Regions from separate parts of the Mus musculus genome. Here region 1 is linked to region 2. A link is a loop called in an ENCODE intact Hi-C map of the cell type or tissue named here. Cell type or tissue: heart. All regions are shown on one strand.

Region 1 (8,000 bases), 140 kb after region 2:
CTGCAGTCTCACTGTGTCCAGGGTCTCTACTTCTTGTTTGGTTATTGTATAGTTGTGTGAAAATAAGCAAAGACAAAACTGAGTCGATTATCTTCTTTCACATATTTCTGCTCCCATTTTGTGTGTGGATAAAATGTCTCTTACACCATTCTTTCCATGTGCAAACAATTTGTCATTGACCCTGATAATGTCATCTCTGATTTGGAAATCTGTCCCTTGCTCCTTTCTGTAACTCAGAATCTTGTTCTGTTACTCAGAACAATCTCAGGATGCACAGTGTAGGAACAGTTCAATAAGTGTTCCCATCTGTATCCCCAGGCTCCATGGCAACTACTTCTCCACTTACATTGTGTGCCCAATCACACTCTTCTATAACTGAGCTGTCTCTGGCTCACCAGCTCCCCAAGTAATGACATGAAGACCTTTATTAATTGTGAAAACTTGGCCTCAGCTTGGGCTTGTTCCAAACTAGCTCTTACAATCTAATTAACCTATTTATTCTAATTTAAGTTCTGCCGTGTTAGCCTGTAAGATACCTCTTCTTTAGTACTGGCACTAGCTTCTTCGTCCACATCTGGCTGGAGAATCTATCACCTCTGACTTCATGGTGAATCTCCAGCCTAGGATTCTTTTCCAGAGTTAACTATCTTTGCTCAGAAGCCCCACCTATCCTTTCCTGCTTTTCAATAGGCCATTCAGCTCCTTATTAAATCAACCAGAAAGTGTCTGAGGCAGATGAGGAAGGACCTTCATCTTCACACAGTGCACAAGAGGTTATCCTGGTATCCTTCTGCCTTGGAGAAAGTTGGTCCCTCTACTTGGGATGTGCTTTCCCTAATTGGATGCATAAAAATCACTACTCAAGATTGCAGTGGATGAAATCTTCTCATTCCTACCTTGCTGACTACCCAAGTTATTCCATTCATCCATTTGCATATAATGACTTGGTATAGGCATTAATCCACTGGGTTTCTTTTATTTATTTATTTATTTATTTATTTATTTATTTTACTTCTGTTCCTACTTCTTCAGCTCTTTGCATTTCCCTGAGTAATAGATTGTGGTTTGTCCATTGTTGAATCTGAAGTGATAAACACAGCAAGGATGGGTACTTTATAAGTGTCAAATAAATGTATGCGTTGAATCTTTTGAATGTCCACATTGGCCTCTATAACTACCTGTTGTATCTCTTTGACTACAAATGTCAATCTCTTGAGCCGCACATTGATGGGGACTTCATTTGGAAAAGTGCCACACATCTGACTCAAACATTGAATGGGGTAGTTCATAAAAAGTTTTCCTTTGAACTTCACCCTGATGATCAGGTTCATCCTAGATTCAGTTGCTAATTATTCATCATCAGAAACCAGCACACTTCTTCATCACACTTACTTAGTAATTATTAAACTTGCATATGGTGCCAGCACCTGTGATATATGTTATAGGGACAGCGACAAACACATTAGTCATGGGCACTACCTGGCTGAACACATATTCTAGCTGTGGATTTCTTTTAATCATGTGACTGTTTCTGCCCAAAGATAGCCTGTATTTTTATTTTGTTATTTTTGTATATAGGTAAGGAAAGGGAAACCTACTTTGAGTTATAGCAATTAAAATCAAAGTGACCCTAACATATAATATCATAAAGATGACGATTGCCAAGTCTTGCTCCAGGGTTACATTGACAGTTTGCTTAGGATACATGCATTTTTTTAATGAGTCAGAAACTGATCTACATGTCTGTCTTCATCTTGGCCAGCATATGAAACAGATACAATTGTCATTACTGTGATCAATATGTTATAGATGAGAAATTTGAAGAAAAAGAAAAGGAGGAGGAAGAGGAGAGGAGAAGGGAAGGAGGAGGGGCAAGAGGAGGAGGAGGAATAAGAGGAAAAAAAAGGAGAAGAGGAGGAGGAAGAGGAGGAGGAGGAGGAGAAGAAGAAGAACAGCAACAACAAGAAAAAGAAAAAGGAAAAGAAAAAGAAAAAGAAGCAGAGTCACTGATTTAAAACTAAAGCCAATGTAATTACAAGGCCAGCATCCTTAGTCTTTGTCTATCTGAGAAGCTAGAAATACAAAAGATTTAGAATAAACACTACATGAACCATAGCTGGTGTTCAGAATGGTGTCTCAATTAAAACACACACAAAAAGCATGTGCAGATTTAGTCACAATTTCAGCTTTTCCCAGGGAGGCTCCAGAGGAGACAAGCCATGCTTCAGTATCTGCAGAGTTCTTGCACAGCACCCAAAGATCTTTGGCAAATGCTCATGAGAATGAGTTAATTCAGTAATTCCTAAAGCACATTGAGAAAGAGCCAATAGGTGACTCAGGAGACAAGTCCATTTCTTTTCTCTTTAGAAATGTGGAGTTGAAGTACTGGGGCAAGCAACAGAATAAAGTGGAGTGTGAGTCTACCTCAAGACAGTTGTTGTTTGCTCAACTCCTGATTCTTGGGGAACTTAGTGCTCATTGATTGTATCTTCAACTGGAGAATTGGAATATAATTTATACAATAATTATATCAACAGCTAAATGTTTATTGAATATTTATAGTCTCAATGTGCTAAGTGCTTTGCATGTTTTCTCATTACAGGTTTTCAAGATCTTCATGAGATAAACACAGCTATACACCTCCTCCCTTTAAAAGGAATGTGAAGAGAGTGTGTGTTATTTGCTTGCAGTAAGAAAGACAAAATCCCAAAGGGGATAGAGACTCTACAAGAAGACCAACAGAGTCAATTAACCTGGACCCTTGGGGGCTCCCAGAGATTGAACCACCAACCAAAGAACATACAAGGACTGGATGTAGGCACACCCCCACACAAATGTAGCAGATGTGTAGCTTGGTCTTCATGTGGGTCCCCAACAGCTGGAGTGGGGCTTATCCTGACTCTGTTGCCTGTCTGTGGATCCTGTTCCCCTAACTGGTCTGCCTAGTCTGACATCAATGGGAGAGGATGTGCCTAATCCTGCAGTGACTTGAGGTACCAGGGTGGATTTCCCCAGTGGGGGAAACCTCCCTCTACTCAGAACTGAAGGGGGAGTGGTAAAGGCCTGTGTGAGGGAGACTGGAAGGAGATGGGCCATTTGTGATGCAAAGTGAATGAATAAATAAATTAATGGAAGAAAAGGCAGTAAGCACAAAAGCTTTAAATATATATATATTTAATATTTATTTATATATTTATATATTATATATAATATATATATATATATATATATATATATATATAGAGAGAGAGAGAGAGAGAGAGAGAGAGAGAGATCACACCATCACACCAAGCTGTGATTTGGCCTTGGATAGTATACACCTGTGTATGTGACCTTGACACTCACCTATTTCCTAATCCAAGAAAAGCATGTAGCATATAATGGGCATGGTCACTAACGATGGGCTAACTTGTAGGAGGAAGAAGAGTACTCAGCCAAAGAAAGGGCAGGCACCAGAATCAGCCTGTTTGGTGGGCGTGTGGTAATGGGTACGGAATTCTCTATCATCTGCAAGTCTACATTTTATCCCAGAAATTTGGAAGGTTTAAAGGAGATACTTTAAGATGATAAGCACTTCAATGATATCATCAACAGCATCCTCTGCATCATCATCAGTACCAGCTATTTGAATGTAGTTCCTTTTACTGTGAACCTGGCCGCATGCAAGAATAATAATAGGAACAAAAAATAATTCATGGTTTCTCAAAATCATGGGTAACATTGCCCAGGCCAAAAAAGCAGTTTATGAAAATGGCCCTAACTTCAGAGTTCTCCTGCGTCTTCTATTCTTCTGCTATGTTAATGAGATGTAATAACCTTTTAAAGAAAACCTTTTAACATATTTTCTGTTTATCTCAAATATTTCCTTCCTTTGTCCTCAAGGTTGGGCAGTAATTGGAAAAAAAAATTCTATTTTCCTTTCCTTCGCCAATCCCACTCAAGTTGAGCAGGCCCTGGCTCCTTGCCCACCCACCTTTATTCCAGATGTTACCCTGGCGAACCTCTCAGGCTGTAACCAGGCAACCATTGGGAAGAGGGCCCTCCTGGCTCTGGGCCTAGAAACAAAAGAAAAACAAATAGGAGGATGTCTTGAGTCTTCTACCTACTTTGGTTTTCCAATCTCACTTCCCTCGGACTTTTATTATTATTTTTGTAATGGAAACTAGAGCTTGGTACCTGGGGCTGTCTGCACACACCAAATGTCCAGTCCTTTCTGGAGTAGACCTCTGGCTGGATCTGATCCTATTGATCCTGATTTGGGAGTCTGGCAGCCAAGGAAAACATTCCTACACCTCCTTTCTCCATGCTGGAAAGAACACTGACCAGGTGGCCATGCTGTGCCGAAGCCTGTGACTCTCAGGCAACCAAGTGGCTTTGTGCAAGTCACACTCAGAACCTCAGTGACATTTCTCTGGCCAGTTATACATCCTGGAACATCTCTTTGCTCTATAGCTCTATTGCCTTCTTCTTTTGCTTGGATTGCCATAGTATAGTCTTCTCTGGGTTGCTCTTTATTAGCATGACTTTGGATGCTGGTCTTTATGGAACCAGCAAAGACATTGTAGAATTGAGTGTGATGGTATCAGGGCTCCATCTCAAGTTCTGTTCTCACTGTGCACAGTGTTTGTAGCCTTATCTCTGAGAAGCATCGCTTGCTCATTGGATGTTTACTTCTGAGTATTTATCCCATACCAGGTTCTGCCAGCATTCTGACAGCATTGTGACCATACCTTGTAAACAAAACTGAGAACCGCATTCTGTTGGCAGATGAATGTATTAATTAGTAAATAAAAATGTAATATGTAAGATGGCTGTGATCATTTTAAAAATACATCATGGATTCAAGGAAAGAAATACACGAATAGGGGGAATGTTCCCTGAGGCAATAGTTGGAGATTAGTAATTGGTTGATAGAGTCAGCTGAGGTGGGCAGTCCAGATGAAGGAAAGAAAATGTGCAGAGGCCCTAAGGTGGGAGAGATTCTGATCTATTTAAACAAAATCTAATACCCAGTATGGGTTGACTGGAAGGAGACAGGAAAATGACTGCAAGGGTATATTCGAAGACACAGCAGGGGAGTAGTCTGCATAGCTTTAGTACACTGTCTTCTCACATAGGGTGAGATGAGATTTCATGGAAAGGCTTGGGCAGCATAATGTGATTTGATTCACTTTCAGACAGAATGTCCATGCTCCTGTAGAAAGGCAAGGATCAAAGCTGGAAGCTATTCCATTGTCTGGCATGAAATAATGAAGACTTGGGCCCAATCTAGCAAGCTTTCATTAGTTTTTACAATTAACACGCACTAATGAAAACTGTCTTAAAAATTATTGAGTTTTGCCAATGCCTTATATTAGATAATTTTTTTTCCAAAATAGACATCTGTTTCCTCTAGTGGCAGGGAACTGTCTCCCTGCTGAGACTATCTGGACATCTCTAAGGATTATCTTCCCTCCAGTTATTCCTTCTAACAGGGTGGAATCTGTCTTCTGTAGGCCTTCCCATATCATTTTCGTACGGCCCTTCAGTTCAGTAAGTCAAATTCTGTTCTGTCACTTTAAGTTTCCCTTCTCACAGTCAGCATCCCTGACTCTACTGTACACAAGGACTCTTCACTTTGGACATCTTTCAAGGGCTTCTGATTCAGAGTAATGGGATCTTCATCACAAGGGTCGAGTCTTTGTGGGAACAAAGGCCTAGCAGGTCTGCACCTCTGCTTTTCTGACCTCAAGTGCCTTTGGTTATTTCCTTTTTCAATTCCTGCTTTCTTCCTTCCACGGGCAAGAGAATGGTTAACTTCCAAAGAAACTCCTTTGCAGACAACAGCAAACACCCAATGTAATATTGTCCTGATAAAACATATCTTTCCATAATGTGGTCCAAAGCATAGAGGATATTTTTGCCCTAACAGTTCCTGCCATTAATGTTTTCCTTTTGCAATCTTCAGATAGTGATATGAGTGGGGTTTGCGTTATAAAAAGCTACATAAACACTCTCACCTTGTAATCTTCCATAATGGCATTAGACAGCTGTGGGCCATTCTGTCTTCTCTTTCTTCCCTCCTAAGTGTAGCAACACTAAAATGTTCTACCTTTTAGGGCTGGATGAGATAATGTCTCTTAAGAGTGAACTGTGAAAGGTAGAGACCATTCACTACATGAGGTGGTTTTGAGACTCTGACAGCAAATTGGGTGTACAAAGCTTGGCAAAGTTCCCAAGCCATTCAGCAGTTCCCAAGTCGTCATACCTGCATTTCTGGAGGAATTATTTTATCAAAGTAAAAAGTGCAGCCTAAATAATGGTAGAACTAATGGATGAGAGGAGAGTAGACAGGGAAAGCGTCTCCTCCCTATGCCATCACTGAGGGTTGAAGGCATGACCTTGGCTGAGAGATACATTTCCTGCTGGGTTTCCCCCCCTCGCCTTCTTTTTCCGGTTGCTGGTCACCAACCAAAGTCATGTTCTCCTGTTTGTCCCACATAAAGGAACACGTGGGCTGAATGAGCCAATGACCTCTGTGGATTATAAGTCAGGAGAAAGTGACTGCACACCGATGTTTACAGTGCTGGAAGATGTCTAGATAAGACAGGGTACCAGAGACTCAGGGATCACTGCCCTGAGATTATTTAGCCATTCCAGACTGTACCTAGGAAACATGCCAGAGAGGCCTAGCAACATGGCCATCACATGCTTAGCACTAAAACAGTCCAACTCTGGTGCCCCAAATCTTTCTCTTTGACTGAGGTTTCTATGCGTTACTCAAAATTAGTCTGTCCTTTTTGGGGTGTTGTGGTGAGTAGGAGAGTAGAGGCGATTTTGTTTAGAATGTTATTTCCCAACAAGACACTGACATTTTCAAATTCCTTTGCATCCTGGAATGGCCATGTGACTACTCTCTAGTTATTGCTAATCTAAAAGGTTGTATAGAGGCTGTGTAATGAGAGTTATCAAAGATGGCTCATATGCTAAGGGCATTTGCTCCTCTTCCAGATCCAAGTTTGCTCCTCTGAACCCACATAGCTGTTTACAATCACTTTTAACTCTAGTTCCAAAGTATCCAATACTGTCCTCTGGCTTCCTGGGCTCCAGGCATACACAAAGCACTGTTACATACACACAGGTAAAAGCCTCATACACGTTAAGTGAGAATAGATAAATCTTTAAAGGAAAAAAAAGGGCAATCATCAAATAGGGCTGGTGCCTCAGTAGACAAGATGCATGGCGTGCAAGCCTGAGGATTGGAGTTTAGATCCCTAGCACCATCATGTAAGTCAGGTATGTGCATCCACACCACTAGCAATGGGGGCAAAGACATATTGATCTTCTGGATTCGGTGGTCAGCTAGTCTAGCCAAGTTTGTGAAGAAAAAGTATTAAGTAAAAGATTCTGTCTCAATAAAGCAAATAGAAAACAAGCACAGGAGACTACCAGTTTTGACCTCTGGCCTATATATTATACATGGATGAACACACAAGTATACAAACATAGTATGTGTACGTACATGCATGGAGGGAAGCTATTAGAACTGAGAAGGATCTTCTAGGTGCTTTGTTCCTTCTTCTCTGGAATTAGCATGACAGTAGCTGGAATCCCAGCAGCTATTTTTGAAATGAGTAGTTACATGCTGAAATATAGTAGGATCTAAAGATAGGGCCCAGATGCATTTGTGGAGATGCTGTACTAGCTCTGGGCTACTTACCTGTGTACATTTTACCTGAGCGGCGAAGAAATCTTCAATGTTATATGAATTCTTTGCTTCTGTTGTTGTTACTGGAAGCATCCCAACTCTGTATTCCACTTCCATGCTTCCCTAAACCCAGAGACAAGCTCTAGGTGTCTGATTAACCTGCTTTCTCTCCACCCCACTGCCTAAGGAAAATTATCATTTTGAAAACAAAACATTAGATAATTATGATTTTTAGTTTATTTCTTTGTCTGTTTTTTCCCCTAAAAGTTTTATTTTAAGTGAAAAATCTAAAGAAGGCCCAGGTGAGTTTAAA
Region 2 (8,000 bases):
ATAATATAAAATATCTCGGCGTGACTCTAACGAAGGAAGTGAAAGATCTGTATGATAAAAACTTCAAGTCCCTGAAGAAAGAAATTAAAGAAGATCTCAGAAGATGGAAAGATCTCCCATGCTCATGGATTGGCAGGACCAACATTGTAAAAGTGGCTATCTTGCCAAAAGCAATCTACAGATTCAATGCAATCCCCATTAAAATTCCAACTCAATTCTTCAACGAATTGGAAGGAGCAATTTGCAAATTCATCTGGAATAACAAAAAACCGAGGATAGCAAAAACTCTTCTCAAGGATAAAAGAACCTCTGGTGGAATCACCATGCCTGACCTAAAGCTTTACTACAGAGCAATTGTGATAAAAACTGCATGGTACTGGTATAGAGACAGACAAGTGGACCAATGGAATAGAATTGAAGACCCAGAAATGAACCCACACACCTATGGTCACTTGATCTTCGACAAGGGAGCCAAAACCATCCAGTGGAAGAAAGACAGCATTTTCAACAATTGGTGCTGGCACAACTGGTTGTTATCATGTAGAAGAATGCGAATCGATCCATACTTATCTCCTTGTACTAAGGTCAAATCTAAGTGGATCAAGGAACTTCACATAAAACCAGAGACACTGAAACTTATAGAGGAGAAAGTGGGGAAAAGCCTTGAAGATATGGGCACAGGGGAAAAATTCCTGAACAGAACAGCAATGGCTTGTGCTGTAAGATCGAGAATTGACAAATGGGACCTAATGAAACTCCAAAGTTTCTGCAAGACAAAAGACACTGTCTATAAGACAAAAAGACCACCAACAGACTGGGAAAGGATCTTTACCTATCCTAAATCAGATAGGGGACTAATATCCAACATATATAAAGAACTCAAGAAGGTGGACCTCAGAAAATCAAATAACCCCCTTAAAAAATGGGGCTCAGAACTGAACAAAGAATTCTCACCTGAGGAATACCGAATGGCAGAGAAGCACCTGAAAAAATGTTCAACATCCTTAATCATCAGGGAAATGCAAATCAAAACAACCCTGAGATTCCACCTCACACCAGTGAGAATGGCTAAGATCAAAAATTCAGGTGACAGCAGATGCTGGCGAGGATGTGGAGAAAGAGGAACACTCCTCCATTGTTGGTGGGATTGCAGGCTTGTACAACCACTCTGGAAATCAGTCTGGCGGTTCCTCAGAAAATTGGACATAGTACTACCGGAGGATCCAGCAATACCTCTCCTGGGCATATATCCAGAAGAAGCCCCAACTGGTAAGAAGGACACATGCTCCACTATGTTCATAGCAGCCTTATTTATAATAGCCAGAAACTGGAAAGAACCCAATTGCCCCTCAACAGAGGAATGGATACAGAAAATGTGGTACATCTACACAATGGAGTACTACTCAGCTATTAAAAAGAATGAATTTATGAAATTCCTAGCCAAATGGATGGACCTGGAGAGCATCATCCTGAGTGAGGTAACACAATCACAAAGGAACTCACACAATATGTACTCACTGATAAGTGGATACTAGCCCAAAACCTAGGATACCCACGATATAAGATACAATTTCCTAAACACATGAAACTCAAGAAAAATGAAGACTGAAGTGTGGACACTATGCCCCTCCTTAGAAGTGGGAACAAAACACCCATGGAAGGAGTTACAGAAACAAAGTATGGAGCTGAGATGAAAGGATGGACCATGTAGAGACTGCCATATCCAGGGATCCACCCCATAATCAGCTTCCAAATGCTGACACCATTGCATACACTAGCAAGATTTTACTGAAAGGACCCAGATGTAGCTGTCTCTTGTGAGACTATGCCGGGGCCTAGCAAACACAGAAGTGGATGCTCACAGTCAGCTAATGGATGGATCACAGGGCTCCCAATGGAGGAGCTAGAGAAAGTACCCAAGGAGCTAAAGGGATCTTCAACCCTATAGGTGGAACAACATTATGAACTAACCAGTACCTCTGAGCTCTTGACTCTAGCTGCATATGTATCAAAAGATGGCCTAGTCGGCCATCACTGGAAAGAGAGGCCCATTGGACACGCAGACTTTGTGTGCCCCGGTACAGGGGAACGCCAGGGCCAAAGAGGGGGAGTGGGTGGGTAGGGGAGTGGGGGTGGGTGGGTAAGGGGGACTTTTGGTATAGCATTGGAAATGTAAATGAGCTAAATACCTAATAAAAAAAAATGAAAAAAAAATAAAAAATAAAAAAATAAAATAAAAAAAAAAAAAAAAAAAAAAAGAGTTGACCAATGAAGTTTCAATTGAAAATTGACTTGTAGGTTGAGATTGCATTTCACAATAAAATCAAATTAGAGATTTGTTTGTGACATCAAATCTTCTCAGGAAATTTGTCTTACTTGTTTGGTTATTATTTTATGTTTTACAGCAAAAATAATTTCATTCATAAAACTTTTCCATATCTGTGTCATGTTCAGGCTGGATATTTGATTGTTGGTTATAATCATGAATGCTGTACTTTATAATTTAATTACTGTTTCTGACAGATAACTTTTCTGGTATACATTTGTATTATTTGTTGGTGGTGGTCTTCAAATATTTGATGAATCTTGTAATTCCATTAGTATTTGGCCTACAGATTTTCATGAAAATTTTTATGTGTACTACTATGTTGTCCACAAATAATGATAAATTTGTCTTTTGCTCTCCAGTTTCATACCTCTTTTGCTGTTTTTGTGCCATGTTACATTAATCATGGCTCCCAGTCAAATTTTGAAGAATAGGGGTGATTTCTAGAATTACACTGTGGTTTCTGATAATGTCTTTTCTTCAAGGTCTGAATAATACCTCATTTTCCTCCTAAGTGTATTGCAGAAGGAGAAAGAGTGGTAAGGAGAGAGAGAGAGAGAGAGAGAGAGAGAGAGAGAGAGAGAGAGAGAGAGAGGAGGGGGAGGAGGAGGGACTGTTTTCTTGGTCTTAGATCTTAACGATTATGATTGGGGTGGTTTTAATTTGCATTTCCTTAATTGCTAAGAATGTTGAACATGTTTGGAGATATTTCATAGCCATTTTTTTTTGTTTTTAATTTGGGCAATACTCTGCTCAGAGCTGTAGCCCATTGCTTTAATTGGGTTCTTTGTTTTCTTGACTCTTTGTTTTTTCTTGCTAGGTATGCTAATCCCAAGTGGTCAGCTCTAAACACAAACACATAAGCGACAATAAATGGACTCAGAAGGCTGTATTTCTATCTGTGTGTGTTTGGGAGGAAGTGGGGGAGAAGCATGGGTTGGGAGGGGAGGGAATGGAGTGTAAATGGGATAAATACAATACTCACATAGGAAACTCTAAACAGCCCCAGTAGCAACAGCAATGGAAACACTGATTCCATATAAAATAACATATAAAATAACCATCCATATAAAATAACATACAAAATAACCATCCATATAAAATAACAGAAGATCAGGGGGTTGAAAGAGAGCAGGATGGGGAGAGATAGAGGGCTTAAATTCGTATCCAGGAACCCACCAGTTTTTAATTTAAAAATTTCAGGTTTTGAGAATTTTATATGAGTACTTTCTTTACATCATTCCTCTTCCTCCTCCTCCTCCTCCTCCTCCTCCTCCTCCTCCTCCTCTAACTCCTCCTCCTTCTCCTCCTCCTCCTTTTCCTCCTCCTCCTCCTCCTTCTCCTCCTCCTCCTCCTCTAACTCCTCCTCCTCCTCCTCTAACTCCTCCTCCTCTATCTCCTCCTCCTCTTCTAACTCCTCCACCTTCCCTATTCCCTCTCAAATTCAAGATCTTTTCTTCTTTAATTATTTTTGTTGCACAACCTCCCACCCCACCCCCACACTACTGAGTTCATTTAGTATTGCTTGAACCTCCATGTGTTTAGGGCTGATCAGTTGGGATTGGATAAACTATTATTTTTTTTAACCCCTGATCCAGCCTCTTGAAGCAACCAGACTGCTCTTACAATGTAAGCTTCACAGTGCTGCTTCTCTTCCTGATGTCCACTGATGCCAAAATAAATAACTAACTAGAGGATGCCTATGAAAGCCTGCTCTCGCCCACCTGTGTGGCCTTATCTCAAGCCACAGCTTCCTTTGCTGTCTGAACTTCAGCCATGGACTTCCTTCCCACTCTGAATGTGCCAAGCTTTCTCACCTTGCTGCCTTGCCCTTAGTCACTCTGTCTGGAGCCCACGGCCATCTACTACTCCTGTTTACCCTTCCAGTTTCCACATGTGATGCTTCTGTCTAGTTGCCTTTCCCAAGCCCCTACCATAATGTAAGTTATCCAGTCATGTTCCATATTTTTTGAAACACACTCTTAAAAAAAATTGAGTAACAATTCCCACACTGTTATCTCTTTTAAGTGGCACTGAACACCTCTACGGTATTGTGTGACGCCCTGTCTTCATCTTTTTCTAAAACATTTCATCACCCCAAGGGAAATGTTGTGCCCATTAAGTAAGGATTCTCCATTTCTTACTCCCGAGAGTCACCCCAAGCAGATCTCTATAAATTTACCTAGTCTGCATATTTCATATAAAAAGAATAACATAATATGTCACATTTTATGTGTGTCTTCTTTCACTTAGCATGTTTGGAGGAATTCATCTTTGTAGTGATTCTAAATTCTTTTATTTTTCATGCTGAATACTATTCTCTTACTTGTACATGCTATACTTTGTGTATGCTATAATTCATTTAACCAGATAAATATCCATGTATTTAAGTGTGTTGTTGTTCTTTAAGTTGTGAATAATTCTGTTATAAATATTTATGTGTAATATCTGATGGAGTCCCTACTTCAATTCTTTTGAGGCCACCGTGTTCTTTTAATTTGTTGCATATGGGGCTAGAGAGACAGCTCAGTGTTAAGAATAGTTGCTGCTCTTCCAGAGGACCTGAGTTCCCAGCAACCACATGGTAGTTCATAACCATCTTTAATTCCAGATCCAGAGGTCCAACACCCTTTATGGCCTCTGCAAACACCAGGCACTCATGTGTTACACAAATATATATTTATACACATACATACACACACATATATATACACACACATATATACACATATATATGTACATATATGCATATATATGCAAAACATTCATTTGCATAAAATAAAAAATTAATAAATTGTTGTCCACATATGGGATTCTAGTGCCCCTATAATTATTTAGTTAATGTTTGATTGCCCTCACCATGAGCTAAATTCCCTAGCTGTGAGGAACATTTCTGTTATTATAGCATCTATCCATGGTCAACAACTGAAAGCATTTGATAAATATTTGAAGGAATCCGTGAATGTGAAAGCATGCTGTCCAAGCTGATAGTACTCAGGAGAGCATTTCTGAGGTGTCTGGAAAGAGACAAGAGTCAGTCAAGAGTCTACAGAACTCAAAAGCATCCTCTTGCTGTTATTGAAAAATGACCCCTGTTCAAGTGGTGTGTCTGGCACATCCAGAGCTGGTAACTCCAGATGCTCTACTTTGGCAGGTTTACTCATAATTTACCTGCTTCCCTGAAGCCTCAACCTGGCACCATCTGCACCTAAGAGAATGAAGAGTCCTAGCTTGGACATTCCAAAGTGTCTGTTGCTCATAGGGGGGCAGGCATTCTGCCTTTCCAGGCTTTTGGTTGTCTGTTTTCTCTGTGGAGCAGAATTAGATAAGTGTGAACGACACTCAAGGCTCCAGTGGCTGAGGTTGAGCTTGGTTTTCAGTGTTCTACTGATGGCTGTTTATTCTGCACACTGGCATTGCCCGTTCATGATGCCAGCTGTGCCCTGTAGTCAAGCAGGGCAGGCATGCTGTGTGCTGTGATGGGGAAGCAGCTGGGACATCTGCACCCTCAATTCCCTGCCATGGACAATGATCCTGGATCCATCTACTTTCTCCTTCTCTTACTCTGCCTTTGCTCTGTCCCAGCTTTCTCCCTGTTTGCTTTTTTGCTATGCTCTGTGTCTCCTTTTGATCTCCTTTCTGTCCCCTCTCCCTGCATCTTTCCTTGGGAGTCTTTTCTCAGATTAGGGGGAATAAATCCTGAGTTATATGAGTTGTTATGCAGGTGCATGCACACGAATGAGCACGCGCACTCACACACACACACACACACACACACACACACACACACACACACACTCAGCATGCCTGAGTACAACCATGCTCCTATTGCTCTTTTTAAGGCTAGTACTATCCTTTTCAATAAACTCCTTCCTGTCTCCGAATGGCTTGTCCTATCTCCTTTGCCATCAGAGCAGACCGGAACCGGCTGCAGTGAATGTAAGGAAGTCTTTATAATTAACAGGATCTCTCTGCTGTTTACACAAACACTTTAAACTACACAGGGAGCCAAGTAGACCGTTTTGCACATCTGATGAAGATGTAATTAAATGTGGGGGGAGGTGAGTGGCAAGTGGGAGGGCAGCCTGAGGTTAAGCAATAAGGGAGAGTGGTGCTGGGAGGGGATAGATTAACTGGGGGAGAAAGTTTGTGCTAGAGCAGACTCTGTTTCGTATGCACTGATGATGTCTGGATACAGGCACTGGGCTGGGCTCTGGTGATCAAGAGCTGCTTCTGAAGCCCACACTATACTTCGTGGATTTAGTTTACAAGGGGAACCTCCCAGCCACAATACTCAGTAAGAGTACAGTAAAGAAGCGGGCAGTGGCTTTATGGGTGCTCTGAAAAGTGACTGGGGAGAATATTTGAGTAGAGCTGTGGACGAAGAAAAACCCTACGGCACAGAGAGCCCTGAGAAGGGAGAGGGGCATGAGCCAAATCACAGGAAATCAGAGGGGCTTGTGGGAGGGAAATTCAGAGAATGGTTAAAAGGGAGAGACAGGTCAGTGGCTGTGACATGGGAAGCTCTGGTGTCCCCTGAGATGTAGTGACTATGGGGGGAGTGAGAGAATGCCACGAGGCTCTGTGACAGCAACCGGGAGTCTATGGGAATCTTCTGGAGTCATAGAACTACACCTAAGGTGGAAACCATACATAGAAACTGGACAGTTGAGCCTCTCCAATGTGGTTGCTGTGGGTGGAATGGAATTTTTATGATAAACTTAAGCTGATTGAAATAGCAGTTCAAATTCCTATCTGTGTAGAGGCTGTTGGCGTTAGACAAGATGGCTCTTGTGAGTCGATCCAGCATCTACAGGGAGATGCCATGACTATAATATACCAAACTGTCAGCCAATGCGGCTAAAGAGTTGTGTGTTCGGAGGATCTCCTGTTATGGAGAGGATGAATAAAACATTAATATAAGTGGTGGTGTAAGCTCAGCCAGGACTGGGGATGGATGGATTCCATGCCTTTGTTGAGGGTGTCATGATGGAGGTCAAGTATGGGCTTGCTGCATTCCTGAGAGATGCTGGACCACTAAAGTAGAGCTTATAGTGACATCCACAACTGTTGTCACATGAACCTGTCATTCAGGCTGAGGCTATGATAGTGCAGCCCTTTTGACCTTAATGAGACCCGTGAATCTGGGATGCCTGAAGCTGGATTTTGATACACATCTCTCTCCTCAGGTCTGCATTCCTATATACCTACTGAGTAAGCACAGAAGGCCAAAGAAAAATCCCAAATCAAGTGTCCCCTAAACCTGAAGATACCACAAGTTTTCACCCCAGGCTTTGTCTTTTTAAACTTAATGGCATCTTGATTCTCTGATGAGCAATGTATTCACTTGATAATAAAGTTAATCAAAATCCACACAGGTTTGTGTGACACTTGATATAATTTAACCTAAAATATTTGTGAAAGAAGGGGTAGGTTAGCTAAGAGACGCGTGAAAGGGAAGCAGAGAGGTCTTGATCTTCTGTACAGCAAGACTGAGTTCAAAGTGATGGTAGTTAAAACAGTGTAAGTTTGGTAACTCAGAGAAAGGGGTTGGGCACAGCGGAAAGAGCCTTGAAAAAGCCATGGAAGCTTGGTCAGCACCAGAGGTGAAACAGATGAGCGGTAGAGAAAGGCAGCAGAAGCACGGGCAGATGGCTATTCCTTTAGAGAAAAA

The links. A loop is a pair of places that touch in the nucleus more often than their neighbours do. Peaks named below come from ENCODE experiments on the same cell type or tissue, not always from the same donor. Only the 100,000 strongest peaks of a DNase experiment are listed, where the experiment ranks them.
Region 1: it touches region 2 in a loop (3-fold over the local background); 4 of 42 quality-filtered maps call a loop at or near these places.

What each region holds. Positions count from the first base shown.
Region 1 is chr2:159,487,276-159,495,275 of GRCm38, forward strand. No RefSeq gene overlaps it. Among named protein-coding and RNA genes, the nearest start is that of Gm25090, 350 kb to the left of the region's middle. In heart, no CTCF peak of the experiment used is centred here; a DNase peak (open chromatin) is centred at 3,996.
Region 2 is chr2:159,350,374-159,358,373 of GRCm38, forward strand. No RefSeq gene overlaps it. Among named protein-coding and RNA genes, the nearest start is that of Gm25090, 220 kb to the left of the region's middle. In heart, no CTCF peak of the experiment used is centred here; DNase peaks (open chromatin) are centred at 4,068 and 6,408.